6 separate regions of the Homo sapiens genome follow, and all the other regions are linked to region 1. Evidence: chromatin loops called from intact Hi-C (ENCODE). Cell type or tissue: mammary epithelial cell. All regions are shown on one strand.

The links. A loop is a pair of places that touch in the nucleus more often than their neighbours do. Peaks named below come from ENCODE experiments on the same cell type or tissue, not always from the same donor. Only the 100,000 strongest peaks of a DNase experiment are listed, where the experiment ranks them.
Region 2: a loop joins it to region 1, with 6 times the contacts of the local background. A loop is called at or near these places in 25 of 110 quality-filtered maps.
Region 3: a loop joins it to region 1, with 10 times the contacts of the local background. A loop is called at or near these places in 66 of 110 quality-filtered maps.
Region 4: a loop joins it to region 1, with 11 times the contacts of the local background. A loop is called at or near these places in 66 of 110 quality-filtered maps.
Region 5: it touches region 1 in a loop (15-fold over the local background); 7 of 110 quality-filtered maps call a loop at or near these places.
Region 6: a loop joins it to region 1, with 14 times the contacts of the local background. A loop is called at or near these places in 63 of 110 quality-filtered maps.

What each region holds. Positions count from the first base shown.
Region 1 is chr1:234,307,032-234,312,031 of GRCh38, reverse strand. It overlaps SLC35F3 (solute carrier family 35 member F3), which reads right to left. Exons shown (of 8, transcript NM_173508.4): 4 at 2,712-2,931. Among named protein-coding and RNA genes, the nearest start is that of MIR4671, 3.1 kb to the right of the region's middle. In mammary epithelial cell, a CTCF peak has its summit at 1,892 (motif pointing right); DNase peaks (open chromatin) are centred at 421 and 1,801; H3K27ac peaks cover 1,195 bases.
Region 2 is chr1:234,212,294-234,217,293 of GRCh38, reverse strand. The region is part of intron 2 of SLC35F3 (solute carrier family 35 member F3); the gene reads right to left. It overlaps LOC124904553 (a long non-coding RNA gene), which reads left to right and starts at 2,212. Exons shown (of 2, transcript XR_007066948.1): 1 at 2,212-2,426; 2 at 3,183-4,577. RefSeq lists an enhancer at 898-987 and silencers at 2,497-2,616, 2,667-2,766, 2,867-2,966. In mammary epithelial cell, a CTCF peak has its summit at 4,380 (motif pointing left); DNase peaks (open chromatin) are centred at 1,933, 2,183, 3,093 and 4,353; H3K4me3 peaks cover 1,379 bases; H3K27ac peaks cover 1,830 bases.
Region 3 is chr1:234,123,034-234,128,033 of GRCh38, reverse strand. The region is part of intron 2 of SLC35F3 (solute carrier family 35 member F3); the gene reads right to left. Among named protein-coding and RNA genes, the nearest start is that of SLC35F3-AS1, 150 kb to the left of the region's middle. In mammary epithelial cell, a CTCF peak has its summit at 2,563; a DNase peak (open chromatin) is centred at 2,533.
Region 4 is chr1:234,111,660-234,116,659 of GRCh38, reverse strand. All of the region lies in intron 2 of SLC35F3 (solute carrier family 35 member F3), which reads right to left. Among named protein-coding and RNA genes, the nearest start is that of SLC35F3-AS1, 160 kb to the left of the region's middle. In mammary epithelial cell, CTCF peaks have their summits at 1,893 (motif pointing left) and 4,978; DNase peaks (open chromatin) are centred at 1,569 and 1,809; H3K4me3 peaks cover 231 bases; H3K27ac peaks cover 916 bases.
Region 5 is chr1:233,392,977-233,397,976 of GRCh38, reverse strand. No RefSeq gene overlaps it. Among named protein-coding and RNA genes, the nearest start is that of MAP3K21, 68 kb to the right of the region's middle. In mammary epithelial cell, a CTCF peak has its summit at 2,929 (motif pointing left); no DNase peak of the experiment used is centred here.
Region 6 is chr1:234,152,108-234,157,107 of GRCh38, reverse strand. All of the region lies in intron 2 of SLC35F3 (solute carrier family 35 member F3), which reads right to left. Among named protein-coding and RNA genes, the nearest start is that of SLC35F3-AS1, 120 kb to the left of the region's middle. RefSeq lists an enhancer at 3,188-3,689. In mammary epithelial cell, a CTCF peak has its summit at 2,253 (motif pointing left); a DNase peak (open chromatin) is centred at 2,237.

The sequences.
Region 1 (5,000 bases):
ATAAGAATAATGCCATGGAGAAAAGATACCATTTGTTGAGTTTTATGTGTGAGGCATGCATCATCTTATTCTCACAACTGTTTTCTAAGATGAGTAGTAATATTCTCTCCATTTAACAGAGGCTCAGAGACATTTACTAGTCTGCTCAAGGTCCAAACAGCTTATAACAATGGAGCCAAGATCTGTGACCTCGTCACTTGACTCTAGCCTAGGACATCTCCATCGCTGAGCTAGAACCCTGACCTGGAGAACCAGGGAACGTACAGAAAGCACACCTAAGCAGAGAGTCAGATGGCGACACAAGGAGCCACCTTGGCTCCTTCCAAACAGACACTCCAATGGCTTCTCACCCTCTCATACCATACGTGGCCAGGAATCTCCCCAGCATGATAAGACACGTTTGCTTCCTTTTGGATCTGCGCACATGACTTCGACCTATTGATGTTTTCCAGGAACCATGGCCCTTGTGGTTTGAATAATTGCCTTAATAACAAAAGTCTCCTTAGCAGCCAATTCCACAAACATAAGGCTGTGCCTTCAACATGGATTTTTATGTCTGCTTGACTCTCAAGCTCATATGCTCAGCCCTCCAGGATGGAGAACTATGTTAATTCTTTTCAGTCTTTGGAAATTACCTAATGGACAGTGCCAGCCAACCCAGGTCTGAGTGAAGTCTGAGCGGTCCCATGCACCAGTTAGATATTATCTTGGAACTAAATCTCCATCTGTTTATCAAGGAGAATCTCTCAGTCCCTTTGGCACATGGCAGTGTCTCATGATGGATTTTGCTAGCTCTCTGAACTCCTGAAGAAGAGAAGAGGGAGTTCCAACACAACCTGTGGGAGGAAGCTCTTAGATGACTGGTCATGCACTTCGGAGAGGAATAATGATTATTAGAGAGACTCATAACTGCACAGTGCTTTGCAAATTACAAAATGCCATCAATGCCATCACCGACACTGGCTCCTGGGATCTTCATTCAGTGTCAGTCTAGTACCAAAGGCCTTCAACACAAAACTTTGCTCAGTACACAGTGATCAGCAACAGACCAAACCAATCAAGTGGCCACCATGGCCGGAATGTGCCATATTCTGAGGATGACTCTTGGGTGGGGGGTTGGAGGGGTCTTATCCATGCATAGCAGTAAAGATCTAGAAGCATCATGTTGCTTTCTATGAATTTAGGAGTATTTTTCAAGTTTTTCACACCTCCTTCTCTTAACCTCAAAAAAAATGGGTTTCTTCTGCTAGATGCAGAATTAACCTTGAAGCTTCTCTTCCCAGGAACAGGGTCTCATTTGGAATTTTCTAGGGACATCTGAGTCATGCCAAAAATTTCCATAAATTCTCCTGGCTCTTTACATCAAAATAAAGTCAGGAAGGACATGGGTGGGTGGCAGGGGGGCCCAGGACATTCAGATCTTCAGCATCGAGTCAGGCAGCCTGCTGGGTGGCTCACTGTGAGAAGTATCTGCATTTCTTGCAGAGATGCATCAGATCATTTATTTGCTGAAAGCTTTTCTGGTGGCACAGAGAGTGAGTTTTTATTCCAAAATTAACATTAAGCCTCAAAACAAATTTTCCCCCTACTGCGAGCTAAAAATATAACTCAGAAGTTGACTCACGTCCCCACTGCTGTTTGGGTAACTTAGGTGGGTGTGAATGCACCATTAGGGTGATGTCATTGTTCCCAGGACAATGAGGGAAGGACGGAAGTAGAGGGCCCTGCACTGGTGGCCAGCAGGGTTTACTTTCATGGGACTGCCCCTCAAACCGGCTCTTAGCTTTGTGGCTGAAGGGGAAAGCTGTACACTAACTACAGGAGAACTAGCGGCCTGGCTAAATGCTCTCGGCGCTGGTTTGTAGCAAGGTGATGACGGGGCAGTGACAGCTCCTGGCCACAAGAGGGAGCCAGTCAGAAGTCTCTAGGGTTCTGCCCTGTGCTTTGAAACTTCACCTGTTTCTTTTATTCGGGGGAATCTCTCTGTATTTCAGCTGATATTTGATAGTGCACGTGTCCTATTTCATACAGTTGTTATGAAATCCGACGAGCTAACTTTGACTAGCTTCTAATGTAATTGACTGGGTCTCGGTTGTAAAATGAGAGGTAATTCAAGGGATATAATTTCACTCCCCCTTCGTCATTGGTTAGAAGGAAGTGAAGCTGGCCCTTCACAGTTGGGACTTAGCATGAGTGTGTCTGGCCAACTCTGGCTGTGTACACAAGGCCCAGGCAAAGGGCCAAGACTGCATGCACGCATGGATGCCGAAGGATCCTTTGGGTTTCACGCACATCCTCACCCGAGAGTGGCAGTGTTAGCAGAAAGCTCCAGGCTGCAGGGCACGGTCATGCCACGCCCTACAGCCGGGAAAGCCGCCCATGAGAGACGGGGTGAGCACGCAGAGAGCGGAGCACATCGCCATTCCCAGGCTGGGTCCCCGACTGGCACACACTTTAGGGAATGCTTGTTGAAATGCTTGAAATGAAAGGTGCTTTAATGAATGCTTGTCTAGTATGGTTTGCAAGCAAGAAGGTTGGCAAGGCACACCAAGAACCGGGCCCTCTGCTGGGCTCATTTTCTGCTGCAAATCAGAAGGAAAGTGGTCAGCAGCTTATGCTCATGGTCCAGCACATGGAGCTAAGCAAGCCGATGGGCAGGTTTTGGTTGACATGACTGAGTGAGGGAGGAAGACAGATAATAAGGAACTTACCCTCACTCCCATGAATCTGTCCCTGAGAACGATCCATGAGAGCAAGAACACAAAAGCTTTGTTGCAGCAGAACAACACGGAGACATCCGTAGTGTTTATTTTCTTTATTGCATGTAAGTACAGGTAGTTTGTGAGTGTCCAAAGAACACCAAAGGGTGCTGCCTTGGTAAAAAACACCTTCAAAGTCAAGCCATTGTCTCCAAAAAATCGACAGCATTCCCTAAAACAAGGAAAGAGAGGCATCGTTATTATTTTCCTGGGTTCAGACAGACCATTTATTTCCTATAGCAAGTTTTTTTTTTTTTAAGCAAATATAGGAAGGGGCAGGGTTTTAAAATTTATTATTTTTAATAAACATCTTTCTATTAAAGCCCTTCAACCTATTGCTTTAGTCCACTGAAACAAATGTTGCACAGTGATCTAATGTCACAGATTCTTCCTTCTGTTCATGTTAAGCTTGGAATTTATGGTTCTATACAGAAGGTAATGTTGGTGTGTTATCTGACCCGAAGGCCTAATTCTATGGTGATTGACTGAGGGATTCTGTCACTTGCTGAGTAAGAGAAGGGGGTCACTAAACCTTTTTTGGGGTGGGGGTTGTGGGAGAAGGACGGTAATGGAGGAGGATGGATACTCTGGGGGTGGGGGTTGTGGGAGAAGGACGGTAATGGAGGAGGATGGATACTCTGGGGGTGGGGGTTGTGGGAGAAGGACGGTAATGGAGGAGGATGGATACTCTGGGGAAGACAGGGTGTCTAATCTTTTGGCTTTTCTGGGTCACATTAGAAAAAGAATTGTCTTAGGCCACATACAAACTACACTAACACTAACGATAGCTGATGAGCTACAAAAAGAAATCGCAAAAAAAAAAATCTCATAATGTTTTAAGAAAGTTTACAAATTTGTGTTGGGCCTCATTCAAAGCCAGCCTGGACCACATGTGGCCTGTGGGACGGGGGTTGGACAAGCTTGCTCTAAGAGAACACATTGAAACATAGTTTTAAAAAATGTTGCCCTCAGTTGGAATTATCTTTGTGATCAGGCAGGGGCAGTCACTTCTTGGGTATATCTAATACATTTTGGCTATGATACAAATAGTGTTAACTCGTGACCTATTTTCTCCCTGAGGCCATTTTTAGGGTACCTATTCCACCATGTGGAAGCCCCACTTCTCTAAGACACTATCTAGCACAGGAAGAATAAGCAGATCCAAAAGTTCAGAGTCTAACGCGGGAATGAGATGAGGAAACATCTGTAGAAGAAAGTCTTTTGATGCCGTTCTAGAGTCTAGGGGGAAGGATCACAGATAGTTCAAAAAATCTTTAAGAAAATTAAAGCCAGTCTTCTACATGCAGAAGAAGGAAGTAGAGGAGGCCGTGGGGAGCTCGGGTGTGGAGAAAGGCCACTGAGAAGGCTTGGTTGACAGCTGCCTCTTTCCTTGACTGTTGGGGAGTGAAGATCATTGCTGGGTTGGGCCCGATGAGCTAGGCAAGGAGATGGACAAGTGAGGAGGCACTGCTTCATGGAAGTCCCTGTCCAGGCTCATGGACATGGTGCTGCACTGCCACAGCTGGGGATGGCCTGCCAGCCAGGAAGGGAGTCAGCCTGCTAGTGATCTAGAAATAGACTCAGTCCCAAATGAACTGCCACGAGAACAAAAGAAAAGACATCTCTAGAATAAACCAAATGCACTAGGTTGGGGGAATAGCTCTGGTCTGTGCCACTTAATATTAAAATGCAGAGAAAAAGGAGGAAAATTAAAAACAAGAGTCAAAGGGGATTGGGTAAGATTTTAAATTTAATTTTACTGTCTAGTCTTCCTATCAATCTAGAAGGAAATCTGTCTTTGTTCATGACTCAACTATGGGATGTCCATAGCAGGAACAGGAAAACTCCTTAGAGAAAGGCATGAGAGCCTGGGATATTGAGAGAGGAGAAACACACTTACCGTTTTGTGGAGTCTGGTGCAGTTTGGCCACCTCTCTCTGTACACAGAGTCCTATGTTGCTTCTGAACAAACCGGGGCCAGGTAAAACATTCACTTCACTAAATTTATCATGAAACCGATTCAACTGAATTGATTCCATTTTGGCTTTATATAGCTGCAACCCTCATCTAACTGAGAGGCTGATATTTCTGTTTGCCATGTAATTTTCATACAATATTCCAGCTACATTTTCTATGGGGTTTTCCCAAGCCCCTGTTTGCAGAACAGTCTGTTCCCCCAGGGGCAGTGACCGTGAATGATGGCTTCCTTTATGTTTGTGATTATGGTGGCTACAAAGTGAT
Region 2 (5,000 bases), 95 kb after region 1:
GAAGTCATCTTGCCCATCTTCCTGTGTTTGAGTTTAACCAAGCTTTGCCTTTTCTATTTTGGTTTTATATGTACCACATGCTGGTGCCTTCTTGCCTCCCCTTAGATGACACACTCTGCAAGCTAATAAATATTCCTCGCTGGCTGCATTCCCTCCCTGTAGCCTGTCTGCCATCCATACAGAAACACCCACAGCATGGGGACCACCTTGCCCTGTGCATTCAAGTTAAAATGAAATGATTCAACACTTCCAAAACCAGCACATAAGATGCAAATGGTTTCCAAAAAATAGACCAAAAGCCAAACTGAATAAAAACACCAAGGAAAAAAACTAGGCAGAGAGAAAGAGCTATATGTGAGCCAGGCATACCAAGAGCAGGTTTTATGAGGCCCCGAGGGGCAGAATTTTGCATGGGATACTTGTAGGTATCCCACGAAAAATGCAACTGGGGGCTTGCCAGGCATTTTCAGCTACCTCTACCTTATTGCATCTCCTCACAGCCTGCTGAAGTAGGTTGTTCCTTCTCTTTTACGTTTGCGGAAACTGAGGCTGTGTTCGTGATTTACACAAATCCAACTGGAAAAGGGGCAGGGCCCAGTCTTGATCCTCAATCTCACCATTTCTTAGTTCACTATACATTTCCGTTATCCACAGGCATTTATGAGGAAATGCTAGTTCCAAAGCCAAGCCCGTGGCGAGGCAGCTGCTGGCGTTAGCAGGTGCAGGAGACTCAAAGCTCTTTTGGCAGCAGCCCTAAGGGACTTTTTGGGGGGTTGGTGGTTAGTGGGAGATAATTTTCACTTTCATTCCCTGAAGGCAACCTCCAGGCTTGGCCATAGGGAAGTACCTGTGCCTCGCATGCCACTCACTGCCTCCTGCAGCACCTCTGAGGCCACAGCACCCAGTTCAGGTAGCCCCACCATCCGCGTCCTGCCCCACTTCCAGTGCAGTTCGAACCTGTCCTGCCTAAGGTGGGCTGGGAGTTTCCCAGGGAGACCCCCTGCTGCTGGAGAGCAGAACCAATCTGTCCTACTAGGAGGTAGGAGTGGGCAGCTTCCCATGAGGACCCTATGAGTGAGCAGACACTCACTCCCTGCTTCCCTCAGAGAAATAAATGGCCAATCCTTCCCTCCCCAATTCACACATGCATGTGGGCAATGTCTGGGTAGGCTTAGAAATACAAACACCCCTGGAAGAGGTAGCACTTGCACTAAACTCAGGTGTAGATGGCTGATATCAAGTCATTCCTGAGGTTGGGATGGAGGAGAGAAGAAGACAGCCACAAGAAGGAAAAAAACCCAACCTCCTAAAGATAGAAAATGTTGAGAAATAGGTAAGTAGTTGCAGTTCAGTGCAAACTGATGTTCTGGAAAAAATGCTTGAGCTTTGGATCGGACAGCCCAGGATTCCATTCCTGCTTCACCACCTACCAACTGTGGGTCTAGGACACGTTAACCCACCTTGCTGGGCCTCACAGTGCTCCTCAGTAGGATGGGGATCACAGTACTAGGGCAGCTGCAGGCAGGCCTGTGTGGACAGCTAAGCTTGGGATATACAATTACCAAGCCAGCCTCTGTCTTGTCCTCGCTGGTTCTGAGATTCATTGTAATAAACAAGAAGTCACGAGTGGGAAGCAGGGTCAACAGTAGCCTAGAGAAGTCCAGGCTTCCTGGGAAGGGCAGAAGCCAGGCTCTGTCGGAGCCCATGGCTGCCCCTCATTCACCGCTGATGCTCATGGGCTCTGTTAGCTCAGCACAAGCAAAAGCCTAGAGGGGAGCTCCTGGGACCCAGGGGATGGTCTGTCTGCCTCACCTGGCCAAGGTGGCTTGCTCCTGGCAGAGGGAGTTAGTCATTCCACCTCTGCCTCCTGGGAGGAGGAGTTAAGAACTGGGACTGGCCCTCTGCCCCCCTTCTCCATTGGAAAGCAAGGCCCCTTAGGCCAGCAGAAGCCAGCTGTGTCTGAGGAAGCTCTCCTCGGTGGGCTGCTTCTTCCCCTGTCCTCTCGCTCACATTTCCTGGGTGGGAGCAGTTCCAGGCAGAAAGGACAACACGGGGAGGAGGACACCTTCTGGGGGCCTCTCACAGCCCTTCCAATCCCTCTCCAGGGCCTGGGAAAGAGCCTGTTTACAGACTGGTGCTGGCTCTTCCCTCACCTGTGCGCCCCGCCCATTCCCAAAGAGCAGGGCAGTCAGTTGGCTGGTGGCCGGAAAGGCTTCGGAACACGCAGGACAGACGTCTCCTTAGCCCGCTGCAGCCCTCTCCCGCCTCTACCAACTGCGGGCAGCACCTTTGGTCGGCCTGGGGGTGAGGCACAGAGCTCCACACCCAGGCAACTCAAGTGTGTGTGTGGTAAGGGGACACTGGGAGCGGCTGGACGACCCCCTCCTGCCGAACAGACAAGAGCCCCAGGACAAACTGGGATGGAGGTGAGGGTGCAGCTGCTGCCAGATGCGCTGGGTGCTGCCCAGGAAGGAGAGGGTTGGGGAGCCGGGTGCTCACTCGCCGCAGCAGCTCACTCCTGCTCGCCAGGGAGCTCAGGGCAGCCCCTGAAGCTGCCAGATCCCCCCACGCAGGCGGCGGCGCTCTGCACTGCGGAGCCGCGTCCTGGGGGAGCAGTACCCCCAGCCCCGGCGCCCCGCAGCCAGACAGCCCCCCTCAGGGTGGCAGCATTCCCCGGCTAGGGTGCAGGGACCCCCGGGGCGAGGCGGCCGCGCATTACCTTCCACTTTGGTAAGGGTCAGGACCGGACTGTTGCAGGCGCTGAGCGGGGCCACCCGGGCCGAGTGCTTCTTCATGATGAGCCGGCCGCCTGCAGGAGCGCTGCCGCCGATCGCCTACATCCTGGGGCCGGCTGGAGCGCGTCTCTCCCGGGCCCGTGGCCGACGCGGCCCTCTGCCGCCGGGGAGCACCAGCGGCTCGCCCCTCTCAGTCCCGGCCTCCCCGGCTGCCCGCCGGGCTCCGGTTGCCGCGTTGCTCACTGCGGCGGCCGCCCTGCAGCGCACATCCTCCCCGGCCGCGCAGCCACTCCACACACACGCGCGCACAGCCTCCTACTTGGAGGTTGCTGCAAACTCCAACGTCACGTACAAGTGCACTCCCTGCTCCCACCCCGCAGCTCACCTGCTCCGCCCTCCTCCCCGGGACGCCCAGCCCCGCAGCCCTCATCCCTGTCTTCCTCCCAGCCAGGTCCTGACTGCAGCCTCTGGCCACCACCTCTCTGAGAAGCCCTTTAAAAGGACCAGCGCCTGCGGAGGGGAGACCCTGAGAACTTAAGCCTCAGCGTTGCACAAGTTTAAAAAGGGAAGTGCTTGACTTTGGATTGAGAGTTGACTCTTCAGTGTGCGGAAGTCCTGAATTATTTCACAGGGAGAGTTAGAAAAAGCAAAGCTTCCCAAGGCTGCCATTCACTTCTTGAGTCTAGAGGCACATTATCTTGTCTGGCCCCGTGGACAGCTATTTTTTTGCGGGGTGGAGTGGGGGGTGGTTCAAACACCACAGAAGCAAAACAGCCACAAGAAAACAAAGGCTTGAAGAGATTTCTGCTCCCACCCCACCGCCTCAGTCTGGAGATCCAAACTCACCTCGGTAGCAGGAAAGCTCCTTTTCTGCCCAGCTCCCAGGTTCTTGCTTCAGCTGCAGATCTGACATTTGCCTCTGCAGGCACCAGCTTCACTGCTGGCACTCAGACACAGCTGTAAGCTACTGGCCGATGGTGCTCATTAAAAAGCTATGACATATACCTATTGCATCACTTGCCAGCACAATCCCTGAGTGACCACTGAGTCCGGAGGGGCATTTATCCCATGACAGTGCATCATCAGAGGTGCCCTGCTATCATCCCTGCAGGTAGGACACACAGGGCTCATGCAGCCCCAGAACTCCCAGGGCCTTGTGTTCATCTCCTTTACAGATGCCCAGCCATCAGTGTGGGTCCCAGCCTCAAGGATCAGTTGAGATTCAAGGTGGGTTTTGTTATTATTGTTGGTTAGATCTTTGCCCAGAATTTCAGAACCTTCAATGCTACCTGGTTTCCTGTCTCAAAGTTAAAACTTCATTGTATTATGTCATTCAAGTCCCCACAAGGGTAGCTCTGTGGAGTGGTACAGGGGAGAGTGAAACTCAAGCAATAGGGTTTCCTAGCTCAGCACCTACCAGATGTTTCTGGTGACATCCACCTGCAACCCCCAGCTCTCTGGCAGAAGTGGCTCCTAGGAGTTGCTCTTGTTGGATTCTTATTAATTGCCCTCTTGAACAGCTGTAATGAATGGAATGGCTCTGATCTCCAAAAGGCCAGGGCTTCTCAGGGTTGCTTCCTCACCACTACAGCCAAGGAAAAGGTATATAGGGTCCCTGCAGAGCCCTCTAGTGGTACCCCTCCACATTATACGCCTCTTACAGGAAACGTTCCAAGACTCCTAGTGATGACACTACAATAAGCCAATAAGCCACTTCCTTCTTTGGAATAAGCTTACAGCAAAAGAATTACATGTTGTATATTAAAGAGGATCTTTTTACTACAAAATAATACTTCTATGTGTTTCATCAAGTTCATCAATAAAATTTATTATATATAGTAACTAAAACAAATATCACATAATAATTGCACACGTTTTTAAGCACATGCTATGTATTATTTATGTTAACTGTTTTACATAAATAATTTCATTTCCTACTCTCAAAAGCTCTGTAAGATTGTTGTTATCTCGTTTCATAGATGGGGAAACTGAGGCTGAGAGGATAATGTCGCAGGTCACAGACTGAGTAACTGGCCAAGCGGGGATTTAAATCCAAGTGTGAACTATTCAAAAGCCTGAACTTATAACCAGTACGTTATTCTCTTACATGTTGGAGAGATAAAATGCAAAAATTCCTCATAGCTATTCCAAGTCAGCTGAGAGATACGTGTCAAGTTTGAATGTGGTTTTGATATATGATACATGACTTCACCGTGCCTGAGCATCTGTACACTCCTGGGGAAACTGGTTTATACTTGTGCTGAT
Region 3 (5,000 bases), 180 kb after region 1:
CTCTGAGTCCTCTCCCTGGGCTCCCAACCCAATGTCAGGTCCTCAGCGTGTGTCCTTGTCCTCTGGAGGGAGCAATGGACAGATAATTTTCAATACACATTGGAGATCACCAGGTATTGGTGATTCATGTCATGTGCATATGTTCATATATATCTGTCTGACCTTTAAACAATACTACTTTGACTCTTCTAGTGCATTCCTAGGCAACACATAATCTTCCCCAATTTATGCTAAAGGGGAACATTATCATGCTTATAAATCTATTCTAATGTAAACTCGTGTTTAATTTATTTCCTTCAAAGAAAATCTCATCATATTTTTAATACTCAGCTTTTATTATGGTAATACTTGCATATTGAAATACCTTAGTTATCATCTCCCAAAGGAGGCTTTTAAATCAGTCTATTATGACATTCTCTTACATTAAAAAAACACTCCTTGTTCTACAATTTCTATTTTACCTAGAGCCAGGAACATCTGCCCCTTGAGCTGCATCGAATGACAGCATTATTTAGCTGGCTTGAATCACACCCAGGAGATGGCTTTCTATACAAAAGGATCTCACCCATGCAGCAGTTCCTGGCAGCACACGATGTAAGAGGCATTGAACTTGATGCCCCCAACTCGAAGGGAGGGGGTACATGTCTATTTCATCAAAATAGGTGCAATGACATGATAGAGACATTTACATAAGATGAGATAAAATAATGAATGCAAGAGTACTTCATAAGCCCTGAAGAGTTATGCAAATATAAAACCTGGTTATTAAATAGCTGTGAATCACAGACAGTTATTAAAGATTGGTAAGTGAGCACAGAAAAATTGATTATTCCAGTCAGGGGCATTGAGTATTCAATTAGGTATCATAAAGGACCTTAAAAGATGAGTAGGCAGCAATAAAAAGGAATAAACTACTGATACACACGAAATGGATGATTCTCCAGGGAATTATGCTGAGAGAAGAAAGCCAAGCCTAGAAAGTTGCATGTTGTAGGATTTTACTTATATAGCATTTCTGAAATGAAACATCAAAGAAGGCTTGGGTGGGGTGGCTCATGCCTGTAATCCCAGTGCTTTGGGAGGCAGAGGTAGGAGGATTGCTTGAGGTCAAGAGTTTGAGACCAGCTTAAGCAACATAGTGAGACCCCATCTCTACACAAAAATTAAAAAATTAGCCCAGCACGGTAGTGCGTGCCTGTAGTCCCAGCTATTTGGGAGGCTGAGATGGGAAGATAGCTTGAGCCCAGGAGTTCAAGGCTGCAGTGAGCTATGATTGTGCTTCTGTACTCCACTCCAGCCTGGGTGACAGAGCAAGACTCTGTATCAAAAAAGAAGAAAGAAAGAAAGAAAAGAAAACATTATAGAAATGGAGAGCACATTGGTGGCTTCCAGCGGTTGGAGAAGCAGGTGATGTGGTAGGAAGAAGATGGGTGCACTTATGAAAGGGCAAGAGGGAGCCTGCGGTCATGGACCTGTGTGGTCTTGACTGTAGTGATGGATACATAAACCTACATAGGTAATAAAATCATGTAGAACTAAATACACACACACACACATGTAAAACAGGGGCAGATCAGTGGATTGTATCAATGTCGATATCCTGGTTGTCACATGGTACTACAGTTTTGCAAGATGTTACCATTGGTGGAAACTGGGTAACGGTAACTGAGATCTCTCTGTATTACCTCTTACAACAACATATGAATTTACAACTATTTCAATTAAAACTTTAGCTAAAACAAAAGATGAGTAGGGCTTTAATAGGTAGAGATGAGCTGGATTTGGCTGGTGGGGAGAGGAGAAGGCTTCAAGGGGGACGGAGTGGCTTGGGTAGAGAGAGATGCGTGAATCTGAAAGATGCAGTTAGAAAATAGTCCCAGCAACAGAAAACAATAGTTCCTATTTATTGAGCATAAAGAATGGACATAAACTTTTTCACACAGCCAGTCATTTACTACCATCACAACTCATGAACTGGGTACTATTAAAATCCCCATTCACCAGGGACTTGAATGTCTTTAGAGTCAACAGTGTGACCCTAGAGCGGCGGAGCTCCTTGCTCAGGATTGCAGAGCTAGTGCGCGGAAGCACAGAACTGCAGAGACTGTTCTTCATCACACACTGCACGGCTCCCGGCCCAGCAGCGCTAAGTGGTTCTGAGTCACTAGGGAACGAGGGGTCCGAGGGTTGTGGTGCAAGATGAAAATGGAGAGGCAGGTATATGCCGGAGCTGAGAAGGCGGGGAGTGCCGTGCCAAATAATTTTGACTATAATATGTGAACAATGCAGAGGATGAAAAATTTCTCTGAAGTGTCACCGTGATCAGAGAGATGTTCTTTAGGAAAATAACTTTGTTGGCATTCTAGAAGGGGGATTGAGAAACAGAGACTGGGTTAGGGACAGGGCAGTCAGCACAAGCCCGGACCGGTCAGGAGCTGGGAACAGCTGGAGGAACGTGTGGACTGTCTGGCTGCTCAAACATTAGCTGGCCCTGCCTGGGGTGGGCTATACCTCCCGGCCTCACTGACAGCAGGTGCAGCCATGGACTTAGAGCGCCTCCTGGGGGAGGAGTATACTTGAGTACGTGAACTCAAGAGCAGCCACGTGATTTGCTTTGGACATTGAAATGTGACAGGGGATGATCCGTCAGCCCGGGTCCTGGATGTAGCGCAGGGAGGAAGCCCATTCAAAATGGACATGGAGCTTAAGTGAGAAACAAGCTTATGTTGTTGTTAATTGTTGAGATTCGGGGGTCGTTTGTTATATCAGCGTGAACTGGGCAATTTGGCTGATACAAGCAGGATAATTTGGGGTAGCAAGAAGGGACGTGAGTGACTGGCTCAGGTGTGAGGCTCTAAACTGAGCAGTGTTGGTCTCATCACTTGACACTGTGTCCTAGATATGAGGCGGGATAGGATGGTGACACAAAGGAGCCACACTGGATTATTTTCTGAGACATTCCCCTATTCAAATTTCAGTAGAATAAGCTATAAAACACAATGCCTAGAATCTGGCACAAGGCACTGCCACCTTGAAGATCACCAGATGATCACTTACAAACCAAAAGAAAGCTGAGAAAGGACAAGTGTGTGCAATGCATGCATGGACACATGCGTGTACACATAGACACAGAGTCTCCATCACCAGAATTGTGAATCTTGGAATTCACAATTTCTCTCTTGTTTTTAAAGAGATGGAGTCTTTCTCTGTTGCTCATAGCTCCCTGAAACCTCAAACTACTAGGCTCAAGTGATCCTCCCACCTCAGCTTCCTGAGTAGCTGGGGCTACAGGTATGCAGTACCATGCTCGGATAATTTTTTAATTTTTTCGTAGAGATGGGGTCTTGCTATGTTGCTCAGGCTGATCCTGAACTCCTGGCCTCAAGTAACGCTCCCACCGCAGCCTCCCAAAGCACTGGGATTACAGGCATGAGCCACTGTGCCCAGCTGGAATTCAGTTTCTTTAGCTTCATTCTTTCCCTAGAATTCTCCCTCATCTCTGTTTTCCTTGTCTCTGTTTTCAGTACATATATGGTGCTAAATGATAATAATTTATTTCAGCCCCTAGGGGAAGAAAATGATCTTGGGTTGGTGGAGGAAGAGGAAGAAGAAAGTCAGACTTGACAGTTTCTCCCTAAATCTTCTCTATTCACCTTTGAAAATGTATAAATGTGAGCTGTGGGTGAAGCTTAGTGGGAATACCGATTAGAAGGCATTTGATGAATAATTGTGAATTCTGAGTCTTGGACAAAATGTTCTCCTTTACTGTCCCACTTAACAGGACCGAGTTACCTAGAAGGCGTTTGGGAACTGGCTAGGAGAGCACTGCTCTTTGGGTGGTTTCTTGCTCATTGACACTACATCATTCGTCTCTGGCTGGTATCCAGTAAGAGTTCAGAGTTGTTGGTAAAATGAACACTGAAGACTCTCAGTGGGAAAGCTCCATGTCCTCTACGATATCATATCTTTGCTTCTGGCTCTGTTTCCTGTGACATCATCAAACTCACAGATGGCTGCCTTCAGAGAGTGTGTCTGAGATATCAACCTCACAGGAGTGAGCATTATGGGGACTGAGCTGGTTGCTTGGCTAACTCAAATCACCAAGGCGAGTAAATGAATAACTGTCTCTTCCAGAACAAATGCTGTCTTAAATCACAGCTGTTAAAACTACTCACCAGGGCCCTTTGTCCCCAGAGCTGCAGGCCTGAAGATGGGCTTTTAGATTCTTTTCTTACATCAGCTTGATTTTTAAAAATTCCTCTTCACAGATAAAGGGAATATCATTGCAAGAAGTGTTGGATTAGAAATCAATGCTCAGCTGGGCATGGTGGCTGATACCTGTAATCCCAGCACTTTGGGAGGCTGAGGCAGGCAGTTGTCTTGAGCCCAGGAGTTCAAGAATAGCCTGGGCAACATAGCGAAACCCTGTCTCTACTAAAAATACAAAAAAAAAAAAATTAACCAGGCATGGTGGCACACGCCTGTAGTCCCAGCTACTCGGGAGACTGAAGTGGGAGGATCACTTAAGCCTGAAAGGTCGAGGCTGCAGTGAGCTATGATTACACCACTGTACTCCAGCCTGAGCGATAGAGTAAGATTGTGTCTCAAAAAACAAAACAAAACAAAACATGCTTAACACTGGTTATGGCCCCAGATGCACAATACTATTTGTGCTACCTTGCACTATAAAAATGCTTAAACAAATTTACAAGAGAAAAACAACCCCATCAAAAAGTGGGCAAAGGATATTAACAGACACTTCTCAAAAGAAGACATTTATGTGGCCAACAAACATGAAAAAAAGCTCATCATCACTGATCATTAGAGAAATGCAAATCCAAACCACAATGAGATACCCTCTCACTCCAGTCAGAATGGTGATTATTAAAAAATCAAGAAACAATAGATGCTGGAGAGGCTGTGGAGAAAGAGAAACACTTTTATACTGTTGGTGGGAGTACAAATTAGTTCAACCACTGTGGAAGAGAGTGTGGCAATTC
Region 4 (5,000 bases), 200 kb after region 1:
TGTGTCTGTAATCTCAGCTACTTGGGAGGCTGAGGCAGGAGAATTGCTTGAACCTGGGAGACGGAGGTTGCAGTGAGCTGAGATTGCGCCATTGCACTCCAGCCTGGGCAACAGAGCAAAACGCTGTCTCAAAATAAATAAATAAATAAATAAAAACAAAAATAATGGGGGGTGGGAGGGAGGGTGGCTCTACTGCTAAATTTGGGACAATGTGAGCACCAAAATAAATAATGATAATAACATAGCCCTGTGGTCTTGTGACTTAATAAGAAATATTTATTTGGTCTTTTCCCCTGACTGAGTCTTGGCACACAGCTTCTAAAGCCCTTGAATTTCCTGAGCTGTAAGGGCCATAGGTGCATCTTTTGTTCTAATATTTGGTCTCTTTGACCCCAGTTCCTGACACAGAGCTCATAAATCTTTTGGAAGGAATTGCTTTCCCTTTTGCTCCTAAGCAGATAGCTACAGACCGAGGCCAGATGTCTCCACAGGTAGCTACTTTATATTGACTTTATGTAAAGTGCAGATTTACTAAGCATGAGACAAATACATAATTGACTATTCCTTTATGCCCTCCTTTCACATATGAAATGTGGATTTGGTGAACGCTGATCAAAGACTTGAAAGAATGCAACTGCTTGCCCCTTTTATCTACCATCTCCCCCTTTTCTTTCTTCCTCTTTCCCCTACTGCTCACCCTTTCCCCTTAATTATTGACGTTCCCAGACCCTTTTTGTCAAAAGCTCGGATCACAGATTGTTCCTGCAGGTTTCTGTTGCTTTTTCCCAGGTGCATCTTCAACCCTGGCAAAATTAACCTCAAAACTGATTGAGATAAGTCTCAGATACTTTTTGGTTTACAATGGTTATGTAATAAAATGCCCTTGATTTTATAAAATACACACTGAGATATTTCGAGGTGAAGGAAAAGGAGCATTATACCCATGGCTTGTTCTCAAATGGTTCAGAAGACAGAATAAAGCAAATGTTAACATTTGAGAATCCAAGTGGATATGGAAATTCTTTTACTATTTTTGCAACTTTTCTCTAAGTCTGAAATTATTTCAAAATAAAAAGTTGAACATGTTAAGTGGGGATAGTGAGTAGATCTTAGGTTTACTTTATTCCTAAGCATTTGGATTCCAAGAGTGGGTGGTCCTAAGCCCAGAGAAGAGGCCAAAAGGGAAGCTGAGGGTAGACAAGGCAGTGGAATGTTCCTGGGGAAATGCTTTGGGTTGGCAAAGCATTGGTCCTCAGAGCAGCCCATTATGTAAGTGCATACAAGGGAAGGACCAGAGGACAAAGGACACAAATTAAAACCACAGATTCCAAAGCACCACAAGTCCACGCATAGGCAGATGTGTGGGCAGCCAGGAGTAAAAGGGGCAGCAATATTAAAGAGTAAAAGGTGTCGATGAGTACTTGGAAAGTGAATTATGAGGTCCCTCAAAAGGCAGAGAAAGCTTGCACATCCAGCTTCTTCCAGGAGATTCTTAGACACTTCCTTACTGGGGCAGAAACCTACCTGAACACTTTGGCAGCCACAAGCAAGTACAGGCAAGATGAATGCGCTTCCTTGGAGGAACAGAAACCCAAAACACTAGAGGCAGAGCCAGAAGACCTCATCATATTGACCCGTTTTATTTTATAGACCATATGGATACCTTTCTACCATATTTTAATATCAACTCAATACCCGGTCCCCTTTAAAGCTGTCTCTTTATAAACAATGACAGCCACAACAAACAAACAAAAAACCCACCAACATGTGGCAAAATGCACGCCGCATCTCAAATGCACGCCGCATCTCAAGATGACCCGTTTCCAAATACTGTTTTGAAATAAAGGAAGCCATGCTTAAATTATACTCCTTTAGCGCCATCTTGTGTCTGCACAATGAAAAACGCCTCTTTCCAACTCTTCCCCAAATGTCCAAGAAAGGGAAATCCCTCCTCATTCCAACCTAAAATTTTCCTAGGTTTAAAATTTCTTCTTCTGAGCTAAAATTACTCTTAAAAACACATTAAAAGAATTAAATCTCAATTCTCAGCAAACAAAGACATTCTTTTCAAAGTTAAGTGTACATGAACACAAGTGGAGAATAGCAAAAACAGATTAGTCTTGATTCACAAATCCCTTAACTATCTCACGGTATTCTGCAATTCTCCCTTCAAACTAATAGTACTCCATTAAAATAGAACCTTTCATAAATATGTCAGTTTATAATTAAAAACAAATCAGCCATATTGGAAATGTAGTTTTATCTTCTTTCCTTTACTCACATTTGAAGGACCAAACAAGCAATCTTTTAAAAACAGCAATAACAACAAAAACTCAAGAATTAGGAGCTTTTCATAACAATTTCAGTGCACATTTTTCAAATTTGTTTTCCTTTCCCAAACTTAAGCAAAAACTCATTATCTTCTCATCAGCAATAAATACCATGATATAAATTTCCAAAGAACAGCAGAAATCTATTAATGGCATGCAGTGGTGTGCTGGAGCCAACTCATACTGGCTCATAAGACTATCGTGTGTATCTCCTTCCAAACACAGTCTGTGATGTCACACTGGTAGTTTGAAACCAGCCATAGTGGGAGCACTTACCCTGCGGAACTGGCAAATGCTGCAAATCAGGGTCCCTCTTGCCCCAGTCTCCTCCTGGAGAGCCGATTGTTAAACTCTTACCAGCACACATTGCATAAGGGAGGCAAGAGAACACTTGTATCCGAGTCTTTGCACTTTGCTGAGAAATCTCTTACGTGTCACCAAAACCTTTTCTTATTTTTTTATTTTGGAGATGGCGTTCTGCTCTTGCTGCCCAGGCTGGAGTGCAATGGCACGATCTCGGCTTGCTGCAACCTCCACCTCCCGGGTTCAAGCAATTCTCCTGCCTCAGCCTCCCGAGTAGCTGGGATTACAGACGCATGCCATCATGCCTGGCTAATTTTTGTATTTTTAGTGGAGACGGGTTTCATCATGTTGGTCAGGCTGGTCTTGAACTCCTGATCTCAGGTGATCTGCCCATCTCATCCTCCCAAAGTGCTGGGATTACAGGCGTGAGCCACCATGCTTGCCTACATGTCACCGAAATCTTAATGGTCATGAACTAAAGTCTATGAACACAAGAAAGACTTCATTTTAGGGCAGCCTATAATTAAACAATTTAATATCTTAAATCCCAATTATACCTTCCAACATTACATTTACATTTAGCAGCTTCTTCCTCCTCTAGCTTCTTTAAATTTCTCATAAATCAAGAGAAAATAAGTATTAGCCTGTAGTGAGTATGTTCAGAGCTTACTTTATGAAACAGTTTTCCTGGAATGCAAACAAAAAACAAATGCTTAAGGGATCTCCAGACAACTGCCAGGTTTCTCCTGGCTCCATCCTGATTCTTTTATGTCCCAGGTCTAAGGCCAAGGGCTTACTTTGATGATTATGGCAATTTAGTCTGTGGTTGGACGGAGAGGACAAATGTGGAAATTATCAGGGGCTCATAAGAGTGCTTTGATTATGTCAGAAACTTTAAGCACAGCACATATATTAATAGTTATTTCTTTTCTTTCTTTTCTTTTTCTTCTTCTTTTTTTAAAATGGGGATGAGGTTTTGCTCTTTTGCCCAGGCTGGTCTCGAACTCCTGGGCTCATTGGTCTCAAACTACTGGGCTTGAGCGATCTTTTCACCTCAGCCTCCTGAGTAGCTGGGACTACAGGCATATGCCACCATGCCCAGCCTCAAGTAAAAGTTATTTCTGAAACCGGTCATTAAGAATGTGAATTATAGGCCGGGCACGGTGGCTCACGCCTGTAATCCCAGCACTTTGGGAGGCCGAGGAGGGTGGATCATGAGGTCAGGAGATCGAGACCTTCCTGGCTAACAGGTGAAACCCTGTCTCTACTAAAAATGCAAAAAAAAAAAAAAAAAAAAAAAAAAATTAGCTGGGCATGGTGGCGGACGCCTGTAGTCCCAGCTACTCTGGAGGCTGAGGAAGGAGAATGGGGTGAACCCAGGAGGCGGAGCTTGCAGCGAGCCGAGATAGCGGCACTGCACTCCAGCCTGGGTGACAGAGTGAGACTCTGTCTCAAAAAAAAAAAAAAAAAGAGTGTGAATTATAAACTTCACAAAAGATTGGGTAAAATTTCCAAACACAATACAAGACAATAACTATTTGGGATTACTTTTGGAAATACGGGGTAGAAGATAAACTCTGATATGAGTCACATGAGAGAAAAGGACAGCAAGGTGTTCTGTGCATTGTTATAGGGAAAGTATGTGTCTAAGCACAGATTTTTTTGTTTTGTTTGTGACAGGTTCTCATTCCATCACCCATGCTGGAGTGCAGTGGTGTGATCCTGGCTCACTGCAGCCTCGAACTACTCCCAGGCTCAAGGAATCCTCCTACCTCAGCCTCCTGAGCAGCTGGGGTCACAGGCATGCACCACCATGCCTGGCTCCTTTATTTTCTTTTTTATTTTTATTTTTTTGTAAAGACGAAGTCTCACTGCCCAGGCTAGTCTTGAACTCCTGGGCTCAAGTGATCCTCCTGCCACTGCCTCCCAAAGTGCTGGGTTTACAGGCATGAGCCACTGCACCTGGTCTAAGCACTGAATTAACCAGCACAGCCATGGCAAGGATGAGAAAGATCTGAGGTTCTGCCGAAAGCATGGCCTGCATTTATCTCAGGCTGCTCCACTCGGAGGATGAGCTATTCTCAGGCGCTTGTCTCCCCCAGGATCCTGATGGGGACTACACAGGATACAGAAGGACAAGGCCAACCTCACCCTAAACATCTTGCTGTGTTCTGAAAGCCCCATCTCATTGTTTCTCCTATTTTTAAAAAAGTCTTCTTTTCTTTCCTTAGCATAATTCTCAGCTTTCTCCAGGCCTGAGCTCTGAGGCCGCTGTCCTGGGGAAGCTCTTCCTGTTGGCCTGGAATGTGGTACCCAGCAGCTTGGGACTGGATCGTCACTGCTGGCTGGAGTCAGCAGAGGGAGCAT
Region 5 (5,000 bases), 910 kb after region 1:
CAAAGTCAGGAGATTGAGACCATCCTGGCTAACACAGTGAAACCCCCTCTCTACTAAAAATACAAAAAGATTAGCCGGGCGTGGTGGTGGGCACCTGTAGTCCCAGCTGCTGAGGAGGCTGAGGCAGGAGAATGGCGTGAACCCGGGAGGCAGAGCTTGCAGTGAGCCGAGATCCCGCCACTGCACTCCAGCCTGGGCGACAGAGCGAGACTCCTTTTCAAAAAAAAATAAAAATAAAAGGTAGTTTATGTAACCTCATTTCCTCTCAATTTTTTATTTATTTATTTTGGAGGGAGTGTGTGCTCATGGATCTTTAATATGTGATATTGGTCCCAGGAAAGTGAGTATCCTCAGGCATAATAACCATGTATAAAGCCAATACCTGTCTTTACCTTAAAAGAAGAATTGTGTTGTTTTGCATTACTGTTAATAATTATGAAATTCTGCATGACATATAACGGAATCAAAAGAACTGACGCACTGTCAGACCTGGATCAGTAAGACATGGGGTGTTGGGATGGAAAACAGTGATGCCACCAATTCACACATCCTTGGACACCAAATGTAACAGGCCTTGTTATAACACTGGACACGCTTTATAAAGAACCTTCAGGGCCAGGTGCAGTGGCTCACGCCTGTAACCCCAGCACTTTCGGAGGCCGAGGCGGGAAGATCACCAGGTCAAGAGATCGAGACCAGCCTGGCTAACATGATGAAACCCCGTCTCTACTAAAAATACAAAAATTAGTTGGTGTGGTGGTGCACACCTGTAGTCCCAGCTACTCGGGAGGCTGAGACAGGAGAATCTCTTGAACCCAGGAGGTGGAGGCTGCAGTGAGCTGAGATCTTTCCACTGCACTCCAGCCTGGTGACAGAGTGAGACTCTGTCTCAAAAAAAGAAAAAAGAGAGAAAAAAAGAAACTTCAGAAGGAAAGGAACTATACCCGCCCAGAACATTTCAGGATGATTTGTAATAATTAAAAGCACCAAAGAGAATCGTAAATGCAGTGATGTGAAACAAGCAAATTGAGGGAGATTTCTACCATTATCTCACATATATTTTTATGATGCACAAGACAGATTGCCATCTTTAAACTACATAAAATATTAATGCATTCTTTAATTTTGTTAGTCTTCTGTTAGTGAGAAAAATTTCCATATTCTGTAAGCAGGAGATGATGACCAGAGGCGAAGGAGACTTGTTGTCTAAGGAGTCCCTTCTCCACCCTCTGTCATTTTAAGTGCTATCCTCCTTTGAAAGTGAATCATTTTGGTAAGCTAAATAATCTTGATATTGGGGTGTGAGTGTATGTGAGTGTATGTGTATGAGTATTTATGTGTTGTGTATACTGGGTGTGTATAAGTGTGTTATAAGTTTGTGTATTGTATGTGTTTACGTATACATTGTGCATATAAGTGTGTATTATGTGTGTGTTTGTGTTTACGTGTGTTATGACTGTGTTGTGTGTATAAGTGTGCATTGTGAGTGTGTTCTGTGTGTTTTCATGGTGTGTGCATAAGTGTGTGTATAGGTGTGTGTTATGTATATGTGTTATGGATATTATGCATTGTGTGTGTCTTTTGTGTGTTTGTGTGGTGTGTATGTGTGTGTGATATCTAGAGTGATAAAATTGTATCTCCTGGGTCCTTGTCAGTAACCAGTTTTTGGCTGTGCCTATAGATGTGAAGTAGGGGTATCTCTTGCTGGGAGGTGAAGCCGGCTGGGCTTCTGGGTCGGGTGGGGACTTGGAGAACTTTTCTGTCTAGCTAAAGGACTATAAACACACCAATCAGTGCTCTGTGTCTCACTAAAGGTTTGTAAATGCACCAATCAGCACTCTGTAAAAACGCACCAATCAGCACTCTGTGTCTAGCTAAAGATTTGTAAACACACCTGTCAGCACGCTGTAAAAACGGACCAATCAGCAGGACGTGGGCGGGGCCAAATAAGGGAATAAAAGCTGGCCACTAGAGCCAGCACCGGCAACCCGCTCGGGTTCTCTTCCATGCTGTGGAAGCTTCGTTCTTTCACTCTTCATAGTAAATCTCGCTGCTGCTCACTGTTTGGGTCCGCACTACCTTTATGAGCTGTAACACTCACTGTGAAGGTCTACAGCTTCACTTCTCAAGTCAGCGAGATCACGAACCCTCTGGGAGGAAGAAACAACTCCAGAGGCGGCACCTTTAAGAGCTGCAACACTCACTGCGAAGGTCTGCGGCTTCATTCCTGAAGTGAGCGAGACCATGAACCCACCAGAAGGAGGAAACTCCGGGCACATCTGAACATCTGAAGGAACAAACTCCGGACACACCATCTTTAAGAAGTGTAACACTCACCGCGAGGGCCTGCGGCTTCGTTCTTGAAGTCAGAGAGACCAAGAACCCACCGGAAGGAACTAATTCCAGACACATTGCCACTGAGTAAATAGCGTGTTGAGAGTGTGTGTTGTGTGCTCCCAGTGTCCAGTATAAGACACAGCCTGTGACCAGTTTTCATTTATAAAATGACTATTAGAGGACATTTCTTAAGCAGGTACTATTTTTAGATGGGTTGTTGAGTGCAGCAGGGAAGTCCGCTTTCATCCTCTGTCTGAGGGTGATGGGCCACCTACTACTTGAAACATTTTGGTTCACTTCCACCTAGGCTGAATTTGGAGATCTAACCTAGCTGGGAAACTCCTTCCCTACTCAGAACAGATGTACAGAAAAGATACGTTTATAAACACCTCCCTGTTGTTTCTGTGTAAATATTACTGAAAAACCACTTCCTTTGCTCCCCTCATCTTTCCAGTATCTTTCTAAATCACTTCCACTGTTATTATGCTCTTTTCTTCTAAGGCTATAAATTCGGCTGCAATTCAAATAATCCACTGTGTTGGGCTTCCTTGTCTGTGAAGTAATATGAATGGAGTGCCATCTAGTGATCAGAAAGAAGACAGCAGAAACCCAGCCCAAAGGGTTCCACAGGAGTCTTTCATGTTTGCAAACAGATATGTTGAGTTTGGGTGATAAAGAGATGGGAGGAACAATTATTACCAAATTCACGAAATCATGTTTGCCGTTCTATAAATGCCTACCTGTTTCAGAGAAAAAGACTTGGCTATTTGAAAAATTCAATACCTGTTAAGCAATAAGACCTACACATTTTTCCAGTTTTTACACAACCATGGGTCACTATGGCTCACATGATCAAATGTAAGTAAAAAAACTTATTGGTCTTTTGACAGAATCTTTTTTTCAAACAAATAACATTTTCCTATAGATTTATGCAATACATTTAAATTTGTATTTTCTGTAGAAAACATTTCTTAATAGAATACACTAAAACTTTTTGGAGAGGGTATATTAGAATATGTTCTGGCTTTTTGACATTTAGAGTGATAAAATTGTAACTCCTGGGTCCTTGTCAGTAGTCCAGATTTTGGCTATTTTTATAGATGTGACATAGCAGTATCTCTTGCTACTAAGCAACTACTGCCAGGCTAGACTAACACCAGGAGGGACATGACATTGCTGACAGAGATCCTGCAGCCATCTGTAGGCAGCAGATGGGGTGGGGCAAGGTGGCCACTGAGGCCTGGAAAATTAATCACTATGTCTGAGGTCAAATGATGATCAAATAAAATATTGGTTCTCTGACCTATAGTTTTGGGGAATGGGGAATTTTAAATATGGTGTGTGCAGTATGCTCGCTCTCTCTGTACACTTGAGAAAAGAACAGGAAGGAGAAAAAGTAAGGAGTGATAGCATGATCTAAATCATGGTGTCATATTTCTGGATTGACATTGCCCCCTTGGGATTTTGTAGGTAGGTGGAGCTCCATAGGGCTGCTGCTTTTAATAAACCCGATGCACACCTAGCTTCTCTTCCCACTTCCACTTAGCGGGGACATTAAGTGCTGATAGCTCCAGGGAGTGGCATAATTCTTAGATAATATTAGCCCAAAAATTTTTGCTATGAATTAAGAAAAGTATTTGAGAAGTTTGATGTGATCTTCACTGCTTTCTACTTTCTGAGTCTTTCTTACCCACAAGTTATCATTCCTCTTTGCATCTCCTCTGGTTCTTTTTACTCTTTCCAAAAGAGCTTTCCTCAGTGTTTTTCTCTTTACATTCTTTCCCTGAGCTATTTAACATCTTCAACGATCACCAAAATTCCGATGACTCCAGAATCTCTGTCCAAGTCCGACTTCTGTCTCAAATTCCAGCTCCACCTGGAATTTGCTCGTTGGATACCTGTAACTTTTTCCACCATTCAGAACTGCAGACGTTGCCTGTCCAAAACCGAGCACCAATCTCCTCATGTTTCCTTTCCTGTGGGTGGCCCAGAATCTCCCAGCTGACTCAGCATTCTGCCCTAATGAACCTCTTGTTCTTTGCTTTCCACAGCCAGTTGTGCTGTTTGGAGATTGAGCGGTTCCTCTCACATACCCCAGTCCTCTTTATTCTTGCTAGAAAAGCTGATTAAAAAAAAAATCTTTTCCTCAATGGCTCCAGTTTTCCCTTCTCAGATCTACTTGACATACTAAATATATGGCACTCTGTTATGGGCTGCGTTGTTTTTTATGGACTAAGTTTTGTACCCCTCAAATTTATCTGTTGAAGTTCTAATTCCCAGCCCCTCAGAATGGGACTGTATTTGGAGATAGGGCCTTTACAGAGGCGATAAGGAAAAATGAGGTCATATGGGTGGGCTGATATGACTTCATTTTACCTTAATTACCTCATAAGAGTAAATGTAGACACAGACACATAGAGAGGGAAAACTATATTAGGACACAGTACAAGACAGGGAGAAAGGCCTCAGGAGAAACCAGCTCTGCAGACACCTTGATCTTGTTGATCTTGGATCTCTCACCTCCAGACTGCCTTCGGACTCTATCTGCAACAGCAGCTCTTCTCTGGGTCTGCAGCCTACTGCCCTGCCCTGCACAATTCACACTTGCCAGGCTCCACAAACATGTGAGCTAATTTCTCTCCTTCTTTGTTTTCTTCCTTTCT
Region 6 (5,000 bases), 150 kb after region 1:
CAATTCATCCACTTAAAGTGCACACTTCAACGGTTTTTGGCATAATTATGGAGTTGTACCATCACCACCGTAATAAATTTTATAACATTTTTATCATCTCCTCCCAAAATCTCTGTACCCGTTAGCATTCACTCTCTATTTCCCACCCTCCTCAACCCTAGGCAACTACTAATCTACTTGCTGTCTCTCTGCGCTTACCTAATCTGGACACCTCATTTAAATGGTGTTATACAACATGTGCCCTTTTGTGACAGACTTCTTTCACTTATCATCATATTTTCAAGGTTCATTCATGTTGTATCATGTATCGGTACTTCATTTCTTTTTATTACTTAATAAAAAGTATGGATATATCACATTTTGTTTATTTATTCATCAGTTAATGGAGATCTGGGGTATTTCTACTTTTTGGCTATGATGAATAATGCTGCTCTGAACACTCCTATACAAGATTGTTTTGTGGGTATATGTTTTCATTTCTCTTGAATATACACCTAAGGCCCTTAGAGTTCTCTAAGTTAAACTTTTTTCTAAGTAACTGTAGCTTTTTGAGGAACTGCTCAACTGTTTCCCAAAGTGTCTTTACCGTTTTCCGTTTCCATCAGCAATGCATGACAGTTACGACTCCTCATCCTCACCAACATTATCTGTCTTTTAATCCTGAACGTTTTTGTGCACCATATCGCATACTCGATGATCGCTTTTGGGTACATTTCTCGAAGTGGTACTGCGGGGTTACAGTGTGTGCACTTTACAAAGGCTTCAGCCGTATCGCGGAATTATCTTCCAGAGAGGTCGTACCAATTTGTAATTGCGCCAATAATGTATGATTTTCAACTTTACCACATTCTCCCAGACTCCGAGTATTACTGTTCTTTTTAATCTTTTCCAATCCAATGTGGAAAAAATTATCACCTTTGTTCTATTTCTTGACATTGTTAATTTTTTTTATCCATGACATTGTTAACTTGAAATATGTTTAATGTGTTCATTGGTGGTTCTTTGTCTTATTTTTGAAACCTTTTCATATATTAAAAGTATAAACTTTTGATTTGTATATGTTATAGATAATTTTTCCAATTTGTTGTTTACCTTTTAATTTTCTTTTTGGTATTCCTCACCAAATAGAAGTTCAAGTTTTTAGACAGATATATTTATCAGTATATTTTTAATGGCTTCAACATTTGGTATCATGTTTAGAAAAGTCTTACTGACCAAAAGAATATATAAATATGGAACATATTTTCTTATAGTAATTGAATATTATTTTTTACATTTAAAAATTACTCCACCCTATTGGTTTTTGTTTTTGGGGTTTTTTTTTTGGTATATTGTGTGAAGTAGAGTTCTAACTCTCCTATCTTTGAATAATCCATCCTTTCCCCAATAATTTTTCAGGCAATTGTTAGCATTCATTTAATTCTTATATGTCATTAGATCCCTTACTTTCTATTCCTTTCCATTAAACTGTGTATATTTAGGTAGTAACATTATTTTAACAATATTTTAATTGTTCTGGTTTAATATAGGTATTCTAAAATCTTTTAAGGCACGCCTGTAGTCCCAGCTACTTGGGAAACTGAGGCAGGAGAATCGCTTCAACCCGGGAGTCAGAAGTTGCAGTGAGCCAAGATTGTGCCACTGTACTGCAGCCTGGGCAAAACAGTAAGACTTTGTCTCTCAAAAATAATAATAATAATAATAATAATAATCAGGTGAATAGCAGTTTTCACTTAGAAGGACATGGAAGTTTATCAACATCCTTTAAAAGAAGGGGCTAAGAAACCAGTCCCAGTAGAAACCTTTATTAGACAATCTGTCCCAAAGTAATATTTCTCTCTCAAATAAAATTGTCTTAAAACAATGAAACAAAGCAGATAAATCAATTCTCCCCCTATGTAATCAGCCCTCTGTATCCACGAGTTTGCATACACAGATTCAACCAACTACGGATTGAAAATATTTGAACAAAAAAGAAAAATAACAATAAATAATAATAGAAGTAAAAAATACAGCATAACAACTATTAACATAGCATTTACATTGTGTTAGGTATTATAAGTAATTTAGAGATGGTTTCAGGTATATGGAGGATGTGCATAGGTTATATACAAATAACACATCATTTTGCCTAAGAGACTTGAGCATCCTGGAATTTTGGTATCTCTGGGAGTCCTGGAGTCAAATCGCCCCCGGATATAGATGGATGATTTACATACTTGCTTATCTCTCCCCCTGGTGGATTTCTTTTGTCATTACATCAGGCAGGAGCCTCTAAATTCTGGATCAAGGAGGGCTCTTGGGTAGGCCTGAAGGAGGCTGGAGTAAAACCTTTAGAAATACTAACTACTAAAAAGATTATGGTGGCATCCCATGCCTACATTATTAACATTTGCTGATCAAAAGTAAATGTAAGGAATTCTGACACGTATTTGATTTTTAAAATTTTAGTTATGATAACTATTTAAACTATTGGGGGAAGGAGAATGCCAGACATCAAATTTGTGCTCCCCTGCCTGACCCCTGTGGCCTCTGATAACTTCCCGGCTCCCTGGTATTATAAGAGATCCCAGGCTCATCTTACACATTTCCGGCTTAGACTTGGAAGCAACTGTTTCTCCAAGAAGGGTTGGTTTCTATTAGTGGGTGAGGAATGCTCACTGCTACTGGATTGGCAGTTGAACTAAGAAATATTTGTATGCCAATAGATAGATGGACACATACATAAAATATTTTATGAGTTCATATTGAGATTTCCAATTCAATTCCAAGACATTAGGGTGTGTGCTTAACTTCCCCCATTACATCTGAGCTCCTTTCCTGTGCCCTGTGAATGTGAGTTTTCTTTTCTTTTTTTGAGACAGGGTCTCACTCTATCGCTCCGGCTGGAGTGCTGTGGCGTAATCACAGCTCACTGCAGCTTCTACTTCCTGAGCTCATTTGTCACTTTCTGCTTTACTTCTCCCACCTCAGCCTCCTAAGTAGCTGGGACTACAGGCATATACCACCCCACCCAGCTAGTTTTTTGTTTTTTGTTTTTTTTTTTGAGACGGAGTCTCGCTCTGTTGCCCAGGCTGGAGTGCAGTGGTGTGATCTCGGCTCACTGCAAGCTCCGTCTCCTGGGTTCACGCCTTCTCCTGCCTCAGCCTCCCGAGTACCTGGGACTACAGGCGCCTGCCGCCATGCCCGGCTAATTTTTTGTATTTTTAGTAGAGACGGGGTTAGCCAGCATGGTCTCGATCTCCTGACCTCGTGATCCGCCCGCCTCAGCCTCCCAAAGTGCTGGGATTACAGGCGTGAGCCACTGCGTCCGGCCCCCACCCAGCTAGTTTTTGTATTTTTAGTGGAGATGGGGTTTTGCCATGTTGCCCATGGCTGGTATCAAACTCCTAGGCTCAAGTGATCTGCCCACCTCTGCCTCCCAAAATCCTGGGATTACAGGTGTGAGCCATTGTGCCCAGCCAGAATGTGAGTTTTCAAAGACACCAGGAAAACAACTAAAATACAGTATATCATAATTGCTCATTTGTTTTATGTTACTCAACAGCCTCTGAATAACACCCCTAATACTACCACCTACATGATAACTGAAAGCATTAACATATTTTGGTATGTGCTTTCCTTGTTCTTCCCCCATTTGTATTTTATTTTATTATTATTTGTAGAGATGAGAGTCTCGCTATGTTGCCCAGGCTGGTCTTGAACTCCTGGCCTCAAACAGTCCTCCCAACTTGGCCTCCCTAAGTGCTGGAATTATAGGCATGAGCCACCTGTTCCTCCATTTTTATCACTGGGCTGTATCTATATTGTGAGAGCACAGATACACTATACTGTCTGAGCCTGCCCCACTTACTGTAATGCTCCACACCAGTTCTTACTATTAGGGTCTCTCTAGTCATGTGATTGTCTGAAGCTTGGTTTCCAGAAGATTCTTTAGGAAGTGTTCATGAGAACAATATTCCTTGAGTTTTTGCATGTTGATAAGAGTGGATGTCCTTTAGACTTGATATAAAATCCTAGGATGACACTTCCTTTACTTGAGCAGGTTAAACAGACTCTTCTCAAAAGAAGACCAACAAACATGAAATTTTATGTTGCCAACATACATATGAAAAAAAGTTCATCATCACTGGTCATTAGAGAAATGCAAATCAAAGCCACAATGAGACACCATCTCACGCCAGTTAGAGTGGGGATCATTAAAAAGTCAGGAAGCAACAGATGCTGGAGAGGATGTGGATAAATAGAAACGCTTTTACATTGTTGGTGGGAGTATAAATTAGTTCAACTATTGTGGAAGACAGTGTGGCGATTTTTCAAGGATCTAGAACCAGAAATACCATTTTACCCAGCAATCCCATTACTGGGTATATACCCAAAGGATTATAAATCATTCTACTATAAAGACACATGCACACGTATATTTATTGCAGCACTGTTCACAATAGCAAAGACTTGGAACCAACCCAAATGCCCATCAATGATAGAATGGATAAAGAAAATGTGGCATATATACACCACGGAATACTATGCAATCATAAAAAAGGATGAGTTCATGTCCTTTGCAGGGACATGGATGAAGCTGGAAACCATCATTCTCAGCAAGCTAACACAGGAACAGAAAACCAAACACTGCATGTTCTCACTCATAGGTGGGAGGTGAACAATGAGAACACATGGACACAGGGAGGGGAACACCGGGGCCTGTCAGTGGATGGGAGGCTAGGGGAGAGATAGCATTAGGAGAAATACCTAACGTAGATGACGGGTTAATGAGTGCAGCAAACCACCATGGCACGTGTATTCCTATGTAACAAACCTGCACGTTCTGCACATGTATCCCAGAATTTAAAGTATAATAATAATAATAATAATAATAACAATAATAATAATAATGTTACTCCATTTTCTTTTAGCACTGCTGTCAAAAAATTGATTATCTTTTTTCTTTCATTTAAAAAAATCATATACACTTTTTTTTCCTATGTGTCAAATAAATT